2 separate regions of the Homo sapiens genome follow, and region 1 is linked to region 2. The links are chromatin loops, found by intact Hi-C in ENCODE. Cell type or tissue: mammary epithelial cell. All regions are shown on one strand. Links, peaks and the distances in the headings refer to the core of each region. The heading gives the core; the rest is flanking DNA.

What was found. A loop is a pair of places that touch in the nucleus more often than their neighbours do. Peaks named below come from ENCODE experiments on the same cell type or tissue, not always from the same donor. Only the 100,000 strongest peaks of a DNase experiment are listed, where the experiment ranks them.
Region 1: a loop joins it to region 2, with 8 times the contacts of the local background. A loop is called at or near these places in 23 of 110 quality-filtered maps.

Annotation. Positions count from the first base shown.
Region 1 is chr3:57,848,455-57,856,944 of GRCh38, reverse strand. SLMAP (sarcolemma associated protein) reads right to left here. Exons shown (of 25, transcript NM_001377540.1): 6 at 7,129-7,191. Among named protein-coding and RNA genes, the nearest start is that of SLMAP, 96 kb to the right of the region's middle. In mammary epithelial cell, for the core only: a CTCF peak has its summit at 3,841 (motif pointing right); no DNase peak of the experiment used is centred there; H3K27ac peaks cover 1,068 bases; H3K27me3 peaks cover 120 bases.
Region 2 is chr3:57,643,005-57,651,494 of GRCh38, reverse strand. It overlaps DENND6A (DENN domain containing 6A), which reads left to right. Exons shown (of 20, transcript NM_152678.3): 10 at 5,057-5,179; 11 at 5,739-5,834. It also overlaps a transcript of PDE12 not described here. Among named protein-coding and RNA genes, the nearest start is that of DENND6A, 46 kb to the left of the region's middle. In mammary epithelial cell, for the core only: a CTCF peak has its summit at 4,594; a DNase peak (open chromatin) is centred at 4,534; H3K27ac peaks cover 1,148 bases.

The DNA of each region.
Region 1 (8,490 bases), core at 89-8,088, 210 kb before region 2:
GTCCCCAAAAATTACAATGAAGCTGAAAAATTTCTATCGCTTAATGACATCATAGCCATCCTAACATTGTAACACAAGGGGGCATTACTCACGTGTTTGAGGAGATGTTGGTGTAAACAAACCTACTGTGCTGCCAGTTATATAAAAGTATAGCACATATAATTATATATAGTACATAATACATAATAGTATTATATGACTTTATCAGTTTATGCATGTACTATACTTTTTATTGTTAATTATAGAGTGCATTCCTTCTGCTTATTAAAAAGAAAAAAACATTAACTGTAAAATACCTTCAGAGAGGTCCTTTAGGAGGTATCCAGAAGAAGGCACTGTTATCACAGGAGATGACAGCTCCATGCATGTTACTGCCCCTGAAGACCTTTCAGTGGGATATGATGTGGAGGTGGAAAATAGTGATAATGATGATCTTGATACTGTGTAGGCCTAGGCTAATGTGTGTGCTTATGTCTTCATTTTTAACAAAAAAGTTTAAAAAGTAAAAGCAAGTTTAAAAAATTTTTAATAATAAAAAGCTTATAAATTAAGAATAGAAACAATATTTTTGAACAGTTGTACTACGTGTTTGTGTTTTAAGCTAAGTGTGAATACAAGAGTCAAAAAGGTTTTAAAACTTGTAAGTTTATAAAGTAAAAAAGTTACAGCAAGCTAAGGTTAGCTTATTATTGAAGAAAGAAGAACTTTTTTTTCTTTTTTTGAGACAAGAGTCTAGGTCTGTCACCCAGGCTGGAGTGCTGTTGCATGATGATGTCACTAAGTGATGGCTCACTGTAATCTCAAACTCCTGAGCTTATGATCCTCCTGCCTCAGCCCTCCAAATAGCTAGGAGGCAGACACACACCACCATGCCCAGTTAATTTTTTTTTTTTTCTTTTTCTGAGACGAAGTCTCTCTCTGTTGCCCAGGCTGGAGTGCAATGGCGCGATCTTGGCTCACTGCAACCTCCGCCTCTTGGGTTCAAGCAATTCTCTCACCTCTGCCTCCTGAGTAGCTGGGATGACATGCAGCACCACCACGCCTGGCTCATTTTTGTATTTTCAGTAGAGACGGCGTTTTACCATGTTGGACAGGCTGGTCTCGAACTCCTGACCTCAAGTGATCCGCCCGCCTTGGCCTCCCAAAGTGCTGGGATCACAGGTGTGAGTCCCCGCACCCAACCTCCAGCTAATATTTTTATTTAAAGTTTTTTTTTTTGTTTTTTTTTTTTTTAACAGATGGGGCGTTCTTATGTTGCTCAGGATGGTCTTGAACTCCTGGTCTCAAAGATCCTCCCACCTTAGCCATCCAAAGTGCTGGGATTTCAGGCATGAGCCACCATGCCTGCCCCAAAAACTTTTTAAATATATATTTAAAGCAGCCTAAGTGTACAGTGTTTATAAAGTCTACAGTAATGTCCAGTAATGTCACAGGCCTTCACATTCACTTACCACTCACTTAATGACTCACCCAGAGCAGCTTCCAGTCCTGCAAGCTTTATGCATGGTAAGTGCCTTGTACAGGTATATCATTTTCTATCTTTTTCTTTTCTTTTCTTTTCTTTTTTGAGACAGAGCCTTGCTCTGTCATCCAGGCTGGAGTGCAGTGGTGTGATCTCGGCTTACTGCAACCTCTGCCTCCTGGGTTCAAGCAATTCTGGTACCTCAGCCTCCCGAGTAGCTGGGACTACAGGCATGTGCCACCATGCCCAGCTAATTTTTGTATTTTTAGTAGAGACAGGGTTTTGCCAAGTTGATCAGGCTGGTCTCGAACTCCTAGCCTCAAGTGTTCCTCCTGCCTCGGTCACCCAAAGTGCTGGGATTACACTGCCTCCAGCCTTTTTCTATCTTTTATACTGTTATTTTTACTGTACCTTTTCTGTGTTTAGATATGTTTCTAAACACGAATACTATTGTGTTACAACTGCCTTCAGTATGCAGTACAATAACATGCTGTATGGGTTTGTAGCCTAGGAGCAATAGGCTACACTATATAGCCTAGGTGTGTAATAGGCTACGCCATCTAGGTTATGTAAGTACAATGTATAATGTTCACACAAAGACAAAATCACCTAATGAGATCATATGCCTGTTAAGCGATACATGATAGTATATACATGTATACATGTGTATATATACAACCACATACACATATATGTGAATATATGTGAAATATATACATCTCAGAACAAACTCATTCCAACTGAAGCCAAGATAATCTGGTCATCAGCAAAAATACTTTATAATGGCTTAATTGCACAAGTATGATATCCAAAATAGAAATAGCTTTTAATTTTTCCTTTTAAAAATGTTGTTTATATAAACGTATACATTTTTGTTTTATTTCTGAGACAGAGTCTCATTCTGCAGCCCAGGTTGGAGTACAGTGGCATGATCTTGGCTCACTGCAACCTCCACCTCCCGCGTTCAAGCAATTCTCATGCCTCAGCCTTCTGAGCAGCTGGGACTACAGGTGCACACCACCATGCCCAGCTAATTTTTGTATTTTTTGTGGAGATGAGCTTTCTCCATGTTTGCCAGGCTGGTCTTGAACTCCTGGTCTCAAGTGATCTGCCTGCCTCGGCCTCCCAAAGTGTTGGGATTACAGGCCAAGAGCCCCCGTGCCCGGCCAATATATACATTTAAAAAGAGAGATTGCTTCACTCGCACAGCCTATTGCATTTTCAGGTGTTCTGATTCTCTCTGACTATATAACACTTAGCAGTAATTAATATACCAAAATAGGTAAGAGTCCACTGAATATTGGTTCAATGTAATTAAGGGACTTATAATGGGAGAATTAAATAACTATTTGGCAGCTCCAAAGATATATATATCCAAAGATACATATATATTTACACATAATATATATATATAATGTGTTATATATGTTATGTGTATATATATACACATTATATATTATATATAATATATATTATATGTAAATATATATATATATATATATATATATATATATATATATATATATAATTTTTTTTTTTTTGAGACAGAATTTCACCCTTATTGTCCAGGCTGGAGTGCAGTGGCATGATCTCGGCTCACCGCAGCCTCCGCCTCCTGGGTCCAAGTCATTCTCCTGCCTCAGCCTCCCGAGTAGCTGGGATTACAGGCATGCGCCACCACGCCCAGCTGGTTTTGTATTTTTAGTAGAGACGGGGGTTTCTCCATGTCGGTCAGGCTGGTCTCGAACTCCTGACCACAGGTGATCCGCCCGCCTTAGCCTCCCAAAGTGCTGGGATTACAGGCATAGCCACCGTGCCCAGCCCAAAGATATATTTTACAGAGAAAGACATTGGTGTACAAAGTCTAAACTTTAGGTGGCTTGTTAACAGTTAATAGCTGTTAAGCGAGACTCCTTTACTCAGAATCAAGGTGAAATGCTCATAGCACTTAGTTGTGGTTTTGGCATACCTTCTTCACCTTGTTCTATTCCTGTCATTATCCAGAGGAACACTTATGACCCTAACGCCTCTGAGACACCTCAACAGAGAAGTATACACTTCAAACATAGTACTTGAGGTTTAAAGCATTAATTTATTGCTCTCCACATCCTTGATAAATAATGACTACGGAAAATTTTGTCTACTTAGAGGTACTACATTTTAATATAAGCTATAGGTTATAATAAAGCTATCGGTTAAAGAATCTAATAAAAAGCCATACACCTCAGAATCCATATTAAAACACAGCTTCACTTAAGAGACTATTTGCCAAGTTTAAGTTCCTAAAACATTCCTAACATTCAGGAAATCACTCAGATGCTGCAAAAAGTTTTACTGAAAAACAAAACCATCAACCAACCATATCTTTAGAATCTACTTCCACTAGATGGTGTAATTTCACCTTTTTAATTCAATTCCATTTAGAGTTTAACTCCATGAACTATATCCTAACAGAAATCTAATATGTCCAGGAATGGTCTTTTAGTTAGTTCTAAGGTATAAAATGCATCTATTCCAGTTTTTACTTAAAATGTTCACAATTTACATTAGAACTTTAGCAGTTCAATAAGAACATATACAGAAAAGACTGGTATAATTTTATCTCAAAGAGCTAGAAAAGGAACAGCAGAGGATTAGGACACTAGGGATATTCACAGAACAAGAAGGTTGGAAAGAGTGAGAGAGTGAGGGAGTGAGATTTGCTATCCACGATGACTAGTAACAGTAGTATACATGCCTGGGCAAATAATTTAACCTATATGAGCCCCACATTTCTCATATGAAAAATGAGGTTTAAACTACATTAATCTCAAAGTTTTCTTCCACCTCTAATAATAAGCAGCTTAATTAATGTGCCTTCCTATTGAATGGTAAACTACTAACATTTATGGCATACATTCTATGTGCCAGGAACTGTTCTAAGTGCTTTACATATATTAATTTTTTTATTCTTCACAATTCTGTGTAAGTTAAGTGCTATTACTATATCCATTTCACAGATGAGGAAAATGAGGCACAAAAGGGTTAAACAACTTTTCCAGTAGGTCAGAAATTAAAGCCAAGGATTAAATGAGGGAATTTTGGCTTAGAATACTCTTAAATACTCTATTAAAATCCAAATGTGTAATGTTTTTCTATGCATACATTATGCCTGGTGGAAGATAAGATCTGATTAATACATTGATAATTTTCTGTTCATTTTCATAGATGTGTACATTCTTAACTAAGATGAAACTGTTCTCACTGATTGATTCCTATAAAAGAATGTAGGGGTCCGGGTGTGGTGGCTCAGGCCTGTAATCCCAGCACTTTGGGAGGCCAAGGTGGGCAGATAACGAGGTCAGGAGATTGGAGACCATCCTGGCTAACACGGTGAAACCTCCTCTCTACTAAAAATACAAAAAATTAGCCAGGCGTGGTGGCACATGCCTGTAGTCCCAGCTACTCAGGAGGCTGAGGCAGGAGAATCGCTTGAACCCGGGAAGTGGAGGTTGCAGTGAGCCAAGATCACGCCACCGCACTCCAGCCTGGGCAACAGAGCAAGACTCCACCTCAAAAAAGAATATAGGGACCCAGGATCACAGGTTTGGTTCTATTATTTGAAACAAAAGACAACTGAAGGCCTACCCACATAAAATGACTCACTCAAGGTCACAAAAGTGGGTTGAGTAGCAGAACTAAGATAAAAACCTCAATCTTGCCTGGTGCGGTGGCTCACACCTGTAATCCCAGCACTTTGGGAGGCCAAGGTGGATGGATCACTTGAGGTCAGGAGTTTAAGGCCAGCCTGGCCAACATGGTGAAACCTAAAAATGTACTCTACTCTATTAAAAATACAAAAAATTAGCCAGGTGTGGTGGCACATGCTTTTAATTCCAGCTACTCGGGAGACTGGGGCAGGAGAACTGCTTGAACCCGGGAGGTGGAGGTTGCAATGAGCCTAGATTGCGCCAGTGCACTCCAGCGTGGGTGACAGAGCGAAAGTCCATTTCAAAAAAAAAAAAACAAAAACAAAAAATACCTCAGTCTCTAATCTCCTGATCCAGGAGTTTTCTTTAACCATGCTCCCTCACCAGAATAAGAAACATAATCTAGCCCAAACCCACAAAAACCAGAAAAAAAAAAAAAAACAACCCAAAACACTTGTTTGCTTTTTAAAGATTTATACGGTTCTTTAAATATGGCATTAACTTGAAGCAGTATCTGCTCTACACCAAGAAATTATTCTGTGAATCCAGCAGCACAGCACAGTAGTTACACAAAGCAGAAAATCTGAGGTCTGGCTGTCCAGGTTCAAATCCCAGCTCTACCATATACTTGATATGTGATACTGTATAAATTATTAAATCTTCCTGCCTCTCAGTTACTCTATCTGTAAAAATAGGAATAAAATATGCACCTTGTAAGACTGTTGTGAGAATTAAATAATATAGGTAAAGTGCTAGAATGAAGCTTGGCATATAATAAGTGCTATATAATTACTTGCTATTAATATTATTAAGCAATCAAAATCTCTCCCAGTTATTTTTTATTTAAAAGTCATCTATGGGCCGGGCGCCATGGCTCATGCCTGTAATCCCAACACTTTGGGAGGCTGAAGTGGGTGTATTGCCTGAGCTCAGGAGTTTGAGACCACCCTGGGCAACATGGTAAAACCCTGTCTCTACTAAAATACAAAAAATTAGCCAGCTGTGGGTGGTGGATGCCTGTAGTCCCAGCCACTCAGGAGGCTGAGGCAGGAGAATCGCTTGGGCCCAGGAGGCAGAGGTTGTAGTGAGCTGAGATTGTACCACTGCACTCCAGCTTGGGCTACAGAGTGAGACTCCATCTCAAAAATAAAACAGAATAAAATAAAATAAAACAAAACAAAAGTCATCTATGGATAAAGAATTGTTTTGGGGCTCGGCATGGCGGCTCACACCTATAATCCCAGCACTTTGGGAGGTTGAGGCAGGAAAAAGACTTGAGCCCAGGAGTTCGAGGCTGTAGTGAGTTCTGATCATGCCACTGCACTTCAGCCTGAGAGACAGAGCGAGACCCTGTCTCCAAAAAAATTTGAAAACAGATTTTTAAAAACTGTTTTGGAACCTCCTCATACTTGAACAAAAAAATTCCTCTTGTACAAAGGCTTTTCTCTAGATTTAATGTTGACTCTTTTATCTTTCTTCATAAGATCTACTTTTAATCCTTTGTTCTTTTTTGAAAAGACAGTATTTCTTTTCTATTTGCATCCAGCCATTTTTTTATCCTATATTTGTGAATTTGCAAAATAAAATATAAGTTGTTTAATTCTGCCCTTCTTTTCTTCAGACAGGGTCTTGCTCTGTTGCCTAGGATGGAGTGCAGTGGTGCCATCAAAGTTCACTGCAGCCTCGACCCCCTGGGCTCAAGTAATCCTCTCACCTCCACCTCCCAAGTAGCTGGGACTACAGATGCACGCCATCACACCTGGTTAATTAAAAAAATTTTTTTAAATTAAAGGGGTCTCACTTTATTGCCCAGGTTGGTCTCAAACTCTTGGCCTCAAAGAATCCTTCTGCCTAGGCCTCCCAAAGTCCTGGGATTACAGGCATTAGCCACCATGCCTGGCCCTAATTCTGCTTTTAAGAACTTTTAAAAGTTTAAAAGAAATTCTGCTTTTAAGAAGTCTCAAGATGTACTTTTACCTGTAGATACTGAGAAAGCTGGAATAGTTCCTGAGAGTACATACTTGGAGTGTTAGCAGCAACCTAGAAACAAATGACACAGTATCAACAGAAAACACTTCATAAAGAACATTAAAGACAAACCAATTTCTTGAAATGTCTACTTACTTAAATATGCAAAATAACTGTTATTAAAATCACAAATTTATAGCACAAAGGCAATATAGCCTTTTAAATTTTTTTCTTTTCTGACGGAAATATAGCCGTTTCTTAATCCAGAAATAAAACCTCCTAATCAACAGATCCACATATTTTCCCTTTAAAATTCATCATTAAATACTTCTTTAATATTTTAACAAGCCTCATTCATTTAGAAGTAGCCATCTTCAAAATGGTATTTTTATGTGGTATAGGTAGGGCAGGGGCATGAAATACAACACTTTGTCCAGTGGCCTGAGGCAATGTTTCTTGAAATCCATAGGTAGGTTTTAAGAAAAAAGATGGGAAGTAATGGTGTTTAAACACTGTAAGTCATAGTCAAACTATTTAGAACTCAAGAGTATTATAAGGAATATCTTCTATAAGGGTTTTTTCAAGGCTGTAGAATATAGAACCATGGCATTATTAAAAAGAAAAACAAACAAAAAAGGGCCGGGCGCAGTGGCTCATGCCTGTAATCCCAGCACTTTGGAAGGCCGAGGGGGATGGATCACCTGAGGCCAGGAGTTCGAGAGACCAGCCTGGCCAACATGGTGAAACCCCGTGTCACGCTACTGCACTTCAGCCTGGACGACAGAGCGAAACTCCATCTCAAAAAAAAAAGAAGAAGGGCCAGGTACGGTGGCTCACGCCTGTAATCCCAGCACTTTGGGAGGCCGAGGCAGCCAGATCACCTGACGTTGGGAGTTCAAGACCAGCCTGACCGACATGGAGAAACCCCGTCTCTACTAAAAACGTAAAATTAGCAGGGCATGGTGGCACATGCCTGTAATCCCAGCTACTTGGGAGGCCAGGGCAGAAGAATCGCTGGAACCTCGAAGGCGGAGGTTGCAGTAAACTGAGATTGCACCATTGCACTCCAGCCTGGGCAACATGAGTGAAACTGTCTCAAAAAAAAAAAAAAAAAAAGGAGTAGGAGGAGGAAGAAAGAAGAAGGAAGGAAGAGGAAAAAGAAGAAGGAAGGAGGAGGAGGAAGAAAAGGAAGAGGAAGAAGAAGAAAAAGAAGAGGGGGAGGAGGAAGGAGGAAGAGGAGGGAGCAGGAAGAGGAAGAAAAAGGAGAAGGAGGGAGGAAAAAGGGAAGGAAGAAGGAGAAAGAAGGAAGAAGAAGAAAGAAGAAGGAAGTAGGAGGAGGGAGGACGAAGAAAAAAACGAGTAAGAAGAAAG
Region 2 (8,490 bases), core at 32-8,031:
ATTACTAATTTACTTTCTGTCTCTATGGACTTGCCTGTTTTGGACATTACATTTAACTAGAATCATACAAAATGTGACCTTTTGTGTCTGTCTTCCTTCACCCAGAATAATGTTTATAAGGTTCATCTGTGCAGTATCATGAATCAGTACAGATGCTCCTAGACTTATAAGGGGGTTATGTCCTGTTAAACCCATTGTAAGTTTGCAAATTGTAAGTTGAAAGTGCGTTTTTGATATTTTCAGTTTACAATGGGCTTATCTGGAGGTAAGTCTGTCATATGTTGAGGAGCATACTGAATGCGTACTGCTTTTGCAACATCATAAAGTTAAAAATTGTAAGTCGACCCATTGTAACATGGGGACTGTCTGTACTTCATTTTTTTAATGGTTGAATAATATTCCATGTGGATGGGCCAGGTGCAGTGGCTCACGCCTGTAATCCAAGCACTTTGGGAGGCCAAGGTGGTCAGATCATCTGAGATCGGGAGTTCGAGACCAGTCTGACTGGCATGGAGAAACCCCATCTCTACTAAAAATACAAAACTAGCCGGGTGTGGTGGCACATGCCTGTAATCCCAGCTACTCTGGATGCTGAGGCAGGAGAATCTCTTGAATCTGGGAGGCGGAGGTTGTGGTGAGCCAAGATCGCGCCATTGCACTCCAGTCTGGGCAACAAGAGCAAAACTCCATCTCAAAAAAAAAAAAAAAATTCCATGTGGATATACTACATTTTGTCTATCCATTCACCTTTTGATGCAGGTTTGGATGGTTTACACTTTTGGTTATTATGAATAATGCTACTGTCCACATTTGTGTATACGTCTTTGTGTGGACATGTTTTCCATTCTCTTGGGTTCCAGATCATCTTGTATTTTCTCTTCCCAAGCCCTAGAACCAGCCATTTCTCTAAAAAGCCTTTGTTCTTTTTAGCAGAGAATAAGATTTAGAAGACAAGATCTGGGCACTTGGTGTGCTTATTGATATTGAGATATCATTGCTTTTAGACCCTCTCAAGTGGACAAAGCTAGGATGTGTGTGTGTGTATGTATGTGTGTGTGTGTGTGTGTGTGTGTATGTAAATGCATGTATATATACACACTCATATATTAAATTATTTTTTATTAACTGATTTAATCAATACCTCTGTTAGTAATCAATGCTGCATCTCTGCTGCAACTTTTTTTTTTTTAGGTTTTTTGTTTATTTCAAAAGGTTTTTGGGGAATAGGTGGTGTTTGGTTGCATGAATAAGTTCTTTAGTGATGATTTCTGAGATTTTGATATACCCATCACACGAGGAATGTACACTGTACCCAATATGTAGTCTTTTTATCCCTCACCCCCTCCCTCCCTTTCCCCACTGAGTTCCCAAAGTTCATAGTATCATTCTTATGTCTTTGCATCCTCATAGCTTAGCTCCCACTTATGAGTGAGAACATATGATGTTTGGTTTTCCATTCCTAAGTTACTTTAGAATAATGGTCTCCAATTCCATCTAGGGCGCTCTGAATGCCTTTATTTCATTCCTTTTTATGGCTGAGTAGTATTCCACGGTGTGTGTGTGTGTGTGTGTATATATATACAGAGAGTCAGAGCCCAAAAAGGGGAAGATGGCACCCACTTGGAGACGTGGTCTAGTGGGATAGAGTAACCTGAATGAGACAGGAGGGTATCCATGGGGGTGGGGGTGGGGGGTCAATCCAACAAGGAGAATCAGAGAGTGAGCAGGGTAAGGAGGGTATCCATGCAGAAGGGAAGCCAGGTGTAGAATGTCAGGGCCCAGGGGAGATGAGAAAAGTATTAGCATGGGGGACAAATATATATATACACACATACAACTATATATATATATATTTTTTTTTTTTCACTCATTGATTGATGGGCATTTGGGCTTGTTCCATATTTTTGCAATTGTGCATTGTGCTGCTATAAACATGCATGTGCAAGAATCTTTTTTTTTTTTTTATGACTTCCTTTCCTCTGGGTAGATACCCAGTAGTGGGATTGCTGGATCAAATGGTAGATCTACTTTTAGTTCTTTAAGGAATCTCTGTACGGTTTTCCATAGTGGTTGTACTAGTTTACATTTCTACCAACAGTGTAAAAGTATTCCCTTTTCACCACATCCACACCAACATTTATTATTTTTTGATTTTTTGATTATGGCTATTCTTGCAGGAGTGAGGTACTAGTGCATTGTGGGTTTGATTTGCATTTCCCTGATAATTAGTGATGTTAAGCATTTTTTAATGTTTGTTGGCAATTTGTATATCTTCTTTTGAGAATTGTCTATTCATGTCCTTAGCCCACTTTTTGATGGGATTGTTTATTTTGTTCTTGCTGATTTAAGTTCCTTATAGATTCTGGATATTTGTCCTTTGTTTGGATGTATAGATTGTGAAGATTTTCTCCTATTCTGTGAGTTGTCTGTTTACTCTGCTGATTATTTCTTTTGCTGTACAGAAGCAAAATAAGTCCCATCTATTTATCTTTGTTTTGTTGCATTTGCTTTTGGGTTCTTGGTCATGAAGTCTTTGCCTAGGTTTATGCCTGGATGGGTTTTTTCCAATGTTATCTTCTAGAAATTTTATGATTTCAGGTCTTAGATTTAAGTTTTTGATTAATCTTGAGTTTGTTTTTGTAAAGGATGAGAGATGAGGATCCAGTTTCATTCTTCTACATGTGGCTTGCCAATTATCTCAGCACCATTTGTTAAATAGGGTGTCTTTTCCCCACTTTATGTTTTTGTTTGCTTTGTTGAAGATCAGTTGACTGTAAGCATTTGGCTTTATCTCTGGGTTCTCTGTTCTGTTCCATTGGTCTATATGCCTATTTTTATACCAGTACCATGCTGTTTTGATGACTATGGCTTTACAGTGTAGTTTGAAGGCAGATAATGTATTGCTTCCAGATTTGTTCTTTTTGCTTAGTCTTACTTTAGCTATGCAGGCTCTTTTTTGGTTCCATATGAATTTTAGGATTGTTTTTTCTAGTTCTGTGACGAATGATGGGAACAAGCAGTGTAAGGAGGGCATTGATGGGAATTGCGTTGAATTTGTAGATTGCTTTTGGCAGTATGGTCATTTTTACAATATTGACTCTACCCATCCATGAGCATAGGATGTGTTTCCATTTGTTTGTGTCGTCTGTGATTTTTTTCAGCAGTGTTTTGTCATTTTCCCTGTAGAGGTCTTTCACCTCCTTGAGTAAGTATATTCCTTAGTATTTTATGTATTGCAGCTATTGTAAAAGGGGTTGATTTGATTCTCAGCTTGGTTGCTGTTGGTGTATAGGAGAGCTACTGATTTGTGTACATTAATTTTGTATTCGGAAACTTTGCTGAATTCATTTACCAGTTCTAGGAGGTTTTTGGATGAGTTTTTAAGGTTTTCTAGGTATATGATGTCATCAGCAAACAGTGACAGTTTAAATTCCTCATTACCAATTTGCATGCTCTTTATTTCTTTCTCTTCTCTGATTGCTCTGGCTAGGACTCTGCTGCAACTTTGTCCCCCAAGCTAATAGTTTTCTCATCCCCACTGGGCCCTGACATTCTACACCTGGCTTCCCTTCTGCATGGATACCCTCCTTACCCTGCTCACTCTCTGATTCTTCTTGTTGGATTGACCCCCCACCCCCACCCCCATGGATACCCTCCTGTCTCATTCAGGTTACTCTGTCCCACTAGACCACATCTCCAGGTGGGTGCCATCTTCCCCTTTTTGGGCTCTGACTCTCAACACCAGGTCAAGCCTCACATGAGTGCTCTCCTTACCCTGCTTGTGTGCTTACCCTACTCCAGGGTACTTCTCCATGGAGATACCCTCATTTCTCTGCTCTGACACCTTATGCCAGGTGGTCCCACATTGTGACAACCTCCTCAACTCATTCTGTCTTTGATGCTACTCATCAGGCTACCTGTCTGTGCTTCCTGGGCTCTGTGAACTGAAACCAAATAATCCCCACACATGTATACATTGCTCACCACATTTGGGCTCCAGCAGTTCCACAGTAGGCCACTATCTGCATGTAGATGTCCACCTTACCTTACATAAGCTCTGACACGCCTCCCTGGTCAATACGGCTCTCTTTCCCTCATGGCAGAGATACCTACCATGTTCTGCTTTAGGACTGAGTTGTTTAGGAAGGGAAGAGGAAGAGCTCCTTTGCCTTACCCATGAGCTGTTTTTTTGTTGTTGTTTGTTTCTTTTGTGGCACTTATCTTGTTTTTGAATAGTTAAAATTAACTCCCCTAATTTCCATCTCATAATTTGTTGCATATTTTTGCACTTAATTGTTGTTTGATTTTTCTTTTCTTTTTTATTTGCATGTGTGTCTTTTCAACTGAGTGGATTGGTTGTGATTTTCATAAATAGATAAGATTTTCCCCCCTAATCTACTAGGAAAATTTTTTACCAAGCCAGGAGGAAATTCCTAAATAAGTGAAAGTTACCAAGTGTCTTAGGCCTGGTAACATACTAGCAGAGTTGTGTCCCAACAGGCCTCCACCCAATTCCAGGGCTGCTGTAAAAATACTCAGCACTTCTGTAGAGGGAGTATCTGCCCAGGAGTTTCGCTCTTGTTCAGCATTAGCACTCCCCCTTGTGATTTGTCATCATTCTTTAATGTCAGAAGTATTGGGTTTTAAGTTAAGTATATCCAATAAGTGCCCTTGGAAAATTAATTTTTCTTATTTCCTTAAAAATATTTAGGATTGAAATTCAAAGTATCAAAGCAATATTGATAAAATAGATCGATCATATGGTACAACAATTTGAGAATTATATGCTTTTATTGTCAGTTATTCTGTGTGTCAATATATTACATTTAATTTTGTAAAAATTAGGATGAGTCAAATTGATAGATATTTTTATGTGGATAAAAGGGACTTATGTCTCTATACATCACCATATTCTAAATGAATTTGTGTATCAGATCAGGATACAAATAGCAGGAAGAATTTATATCAATGTGGAGTTTTTAGAAAGATTATGTAGGAATTTTAAAAACAGGATTGGCTACATTAAAAAGTATTTCTACTGTGCATCACCTTTCAGGTGTTTCTGCCCAGTTTTCCTTCATAGTCAGATGCTCTGGGAGCTGGTGCTGTTGGGGGAGCCCCTTGTGGTTATGGCGCCATCACCATCGGAATCATCAGAGACTGTATTGGCACTTGTTAAGTGAGTCTATTTGGTTACTATTTCTGGGTTTTTTTTTTGGATGCTGCAGTACTTAACCTGTTGGTGATATTTGCAGCACTTCCCACCTGTCGTATTTTTCCCCACCCATTATTGCATTGATCCATGCAAAAACCCTATCAGAAGGTAATGCTTATTATAGCACCATTTTATGGATGAGAAAATTGATTCAGGCTCCCTGAGGGCTGGAACCATGCCTTTGTTGTTCTGAGTGGCAGGCACATTGATTCATTACATGAAGTTGTTCCTTGATAAATATTACTTGTGTGAATGATCAGTGTAGAGTCAAAGGCACATAGCTAGTGAACAGTAGAGCCAGAATTTCACCGCATCTTCTGCCCCAAACCCAGTGTGTTCTTTCAGTATGCCATTTCACATTACATATATCTGTCTTTCTAATTCTGTGAAATGAGTTTACCATTTATTAAAATAAACAAAGTATCCCTTTGTGTGTATACCGTTTGTATAGATGTTTTCTAGTTATAGATTAGGACCTTTAATTTCTGTGTCCTTTATTTTACATGTTCTTCCTGCTCCACAGCTGTATTTCTCCATTAAAGTACTTCAGTGATTTCCGACCTTATTTCACTATTCATGATAGTGAATTCAAAGAATATACTACCCGTACCCAAGCTCCGTAAGTAAAAATAACTTCTATTGACCAGGTATTACCTTTATAACCAAAATTGTGTAGAATTATTTTTGGTAATAAAAGCTTATAGGCAGAATGATCTTATAAAAGGAAAGTTTGAGGAGCTGCTGGAAATAATTTTAGATTTTAAGAGTTAGTACCTTATTTGAGCGATTTTATGTATTTATTTTTATTTATTTATTTTTGAGACAGAGGTTTGCTCTGTCGCCCAGGCTGGAGTGCAGTGGCATGATCTCGGCTCACTGCAACCTCTGCCTCCTGGGTTCAAGAGAGTCTCCTGCCTCAGCCTCCTGAGTAGCTGGGATTACAGGCATGCGCCACCACGCCCGGCTAATTTTTGTATTTTTAGTAGAGACAGGGTTTCACCATGTTGATCAGGCTGATCTCGAATTCCTGACTTTGTGATCTGCCTGCCTCAGCCTCACAAAGTGCTGGGATTACAGGTGTGAGCCACCACACCCGGCCCACGTGATTTTATTTATTAATGGAAGCTATATTGTCATTAATAGCGACTGGGTTGTACTTTCAGTTGTACTTCTTTATGAAAAATCTTTTCAATCTGTAAAAAGAAAAAATAATCTTACCCTTTCCCTTTTAGCTCTTGCTCTATCGCTCACCTTCTTTTTACAGCTAGATTTCTAAAGCAACAACAAAAATCTGCATGTACGATCTCCACTTCCTGATTTTCTGGTTGCTTCTAGTCAACTGCGGATTGACTTCTTCATATTCACTGAATTTGTTCTTGCCAGATCATCAATACCCTTCTCACTGTTTCACCCAGTGGGCATATCATTGCCCTGTTTTTCCTTTTCTTTCTGTCTTTCCCCCTCCCCTCCCCTCCCCACCCCTCCCCTCCCCACCCCTCCCCTCCCCTCCTCACCCCTCCCCTCCCCTCCCCACCCCTCCCCTCCCTTCCCCTCCTCTCCCCTCCTCTCCCCTCCCCTCCCCTCCCCTCCCTTCCCTGTTGCCCAGGCTGGTCTGCCACCTCTTCTTTCTTGTAACATTTACACTTTTAACCTTAAAAATATTTTAATCACCAGCCAGTCGTGATGGCCCATGCCTGTAATCCCAGCACTTTGGTAGGCTGAGGCGGGCAGATCACTTAAGTCCAGGAGTTAGAGACCAGCCTGGGCAACATGGCAAAACCCTGTCTCCACAAAAAAAATACAAAAATTAGCTGGATGTGGTGGCATGCATCTGTAGTCCCAGCTACTCATGAGGCTGAGGTGGGAGGATGGCTTGAGCCTAGGAGGCAGAGGTTGCAGTGAACTCAGATCGTGCCACTGGACTCCAGCCCTGGGGAACAGAGTGAGACCCTGTCTCAAAAAAAATTTTTTTGTAAATCTCTAATACTGTTCTCTCCTGGGCTGTCTTGTGGTGCATCCCAATCTTCTTTGCAGACTTCTTTTCTCTACGAATCCCTTAAATGTTGGTGTTCGCTAGGTATTGTGTTCTGAGTTCTGATTTCAGACTGATAGTTTTTTTTTTTTTTTTTTGAGATGGAGTCTGGCACTGTCATCCAGGAGGGAGTGCAATGGCGCCATCTTGGTTTACTGCAACCTCCGCCTCCCGGGTTCACGAGATTCTCCTGCTTTAGCCTCCCAAGTAGCTGGGATTACAGGTGCACACTATCACACCCAGCTAATTTTTTGTATTTTTAGTAGAGACAGGGTTTCACTATATTGGCCAGACTGGTCTTGAACTCCTGACCTCGTGATCTGCCCACCTTGGCTTCCCAAAAGTGTTGGGATTACAGGCATGAGCCACCACGCCTGGCCCAGACTGATAATTATTTCTGTACAGTTTTTTTTTTTTTTTTGAGACAGAGTCTCGCTCTGTTGCCTGGGCTGGAGTGCAGTGGCATGACCTCAGCTCACTGCAAACTTCACCTCCTGGGTTCAAGTGATTCTCCTACCTCAGCCTCCCAAGTAGCTGGGATTACAGGCATGCACCACCACACCCAGCTAATTTTTGTATTTTTAGTGGAGATGGGGTTTCATCATGTTGGCCAGACTGGCTCGAACTCCTGACCTCAAGTGATCCACCCGCCTCAGCCTCCCAAAGTGCTGGGATTACAGACGTGAGCCACCGTGCCTGGCCCTTTCTGTACAGTCTTATCTGTACCCATGGCTTCTGTTAATACCCCATGTTAATGACTGAAATATATCTTTCTAGCCAATATCTCTGTGAGGTCCAGACCTATATAACCAGGCGTGTGTGTGTGTTGTGGGGGGAGGGGGATGTTTTAAGCACATTGCCCCATAGAAGATAGAAGTCTTAATGGCATCTGAAACTAAACATGTGCAAACTGAATTATTTTTGTCTCCCTCTTTTCTCCCCTAATCTCATACCTCTTCTTTCTTTTCATGGATGGCATTAGTTTTCACTTAGTTCTCAAAACCTTGTCATAAATTTCTCCTTTGTAACATGCCCCACATTAAATTTTACCAAATTCTGTCAGTTTGATATCCTAAAATATCTCTGATTACATTTCTTATCTTCTTTCTATTGCTCCCTTTCCAGTCTTACTGCCTCTCATGTTTTGCATATCCAAATTTGCTTTTCCCTCAACCCCTTCTCTCCTCATAAGATAACTTCCAAATTTCTTCCAGAGTGATCTTTCTTTTTTTTTTTTTTTTGA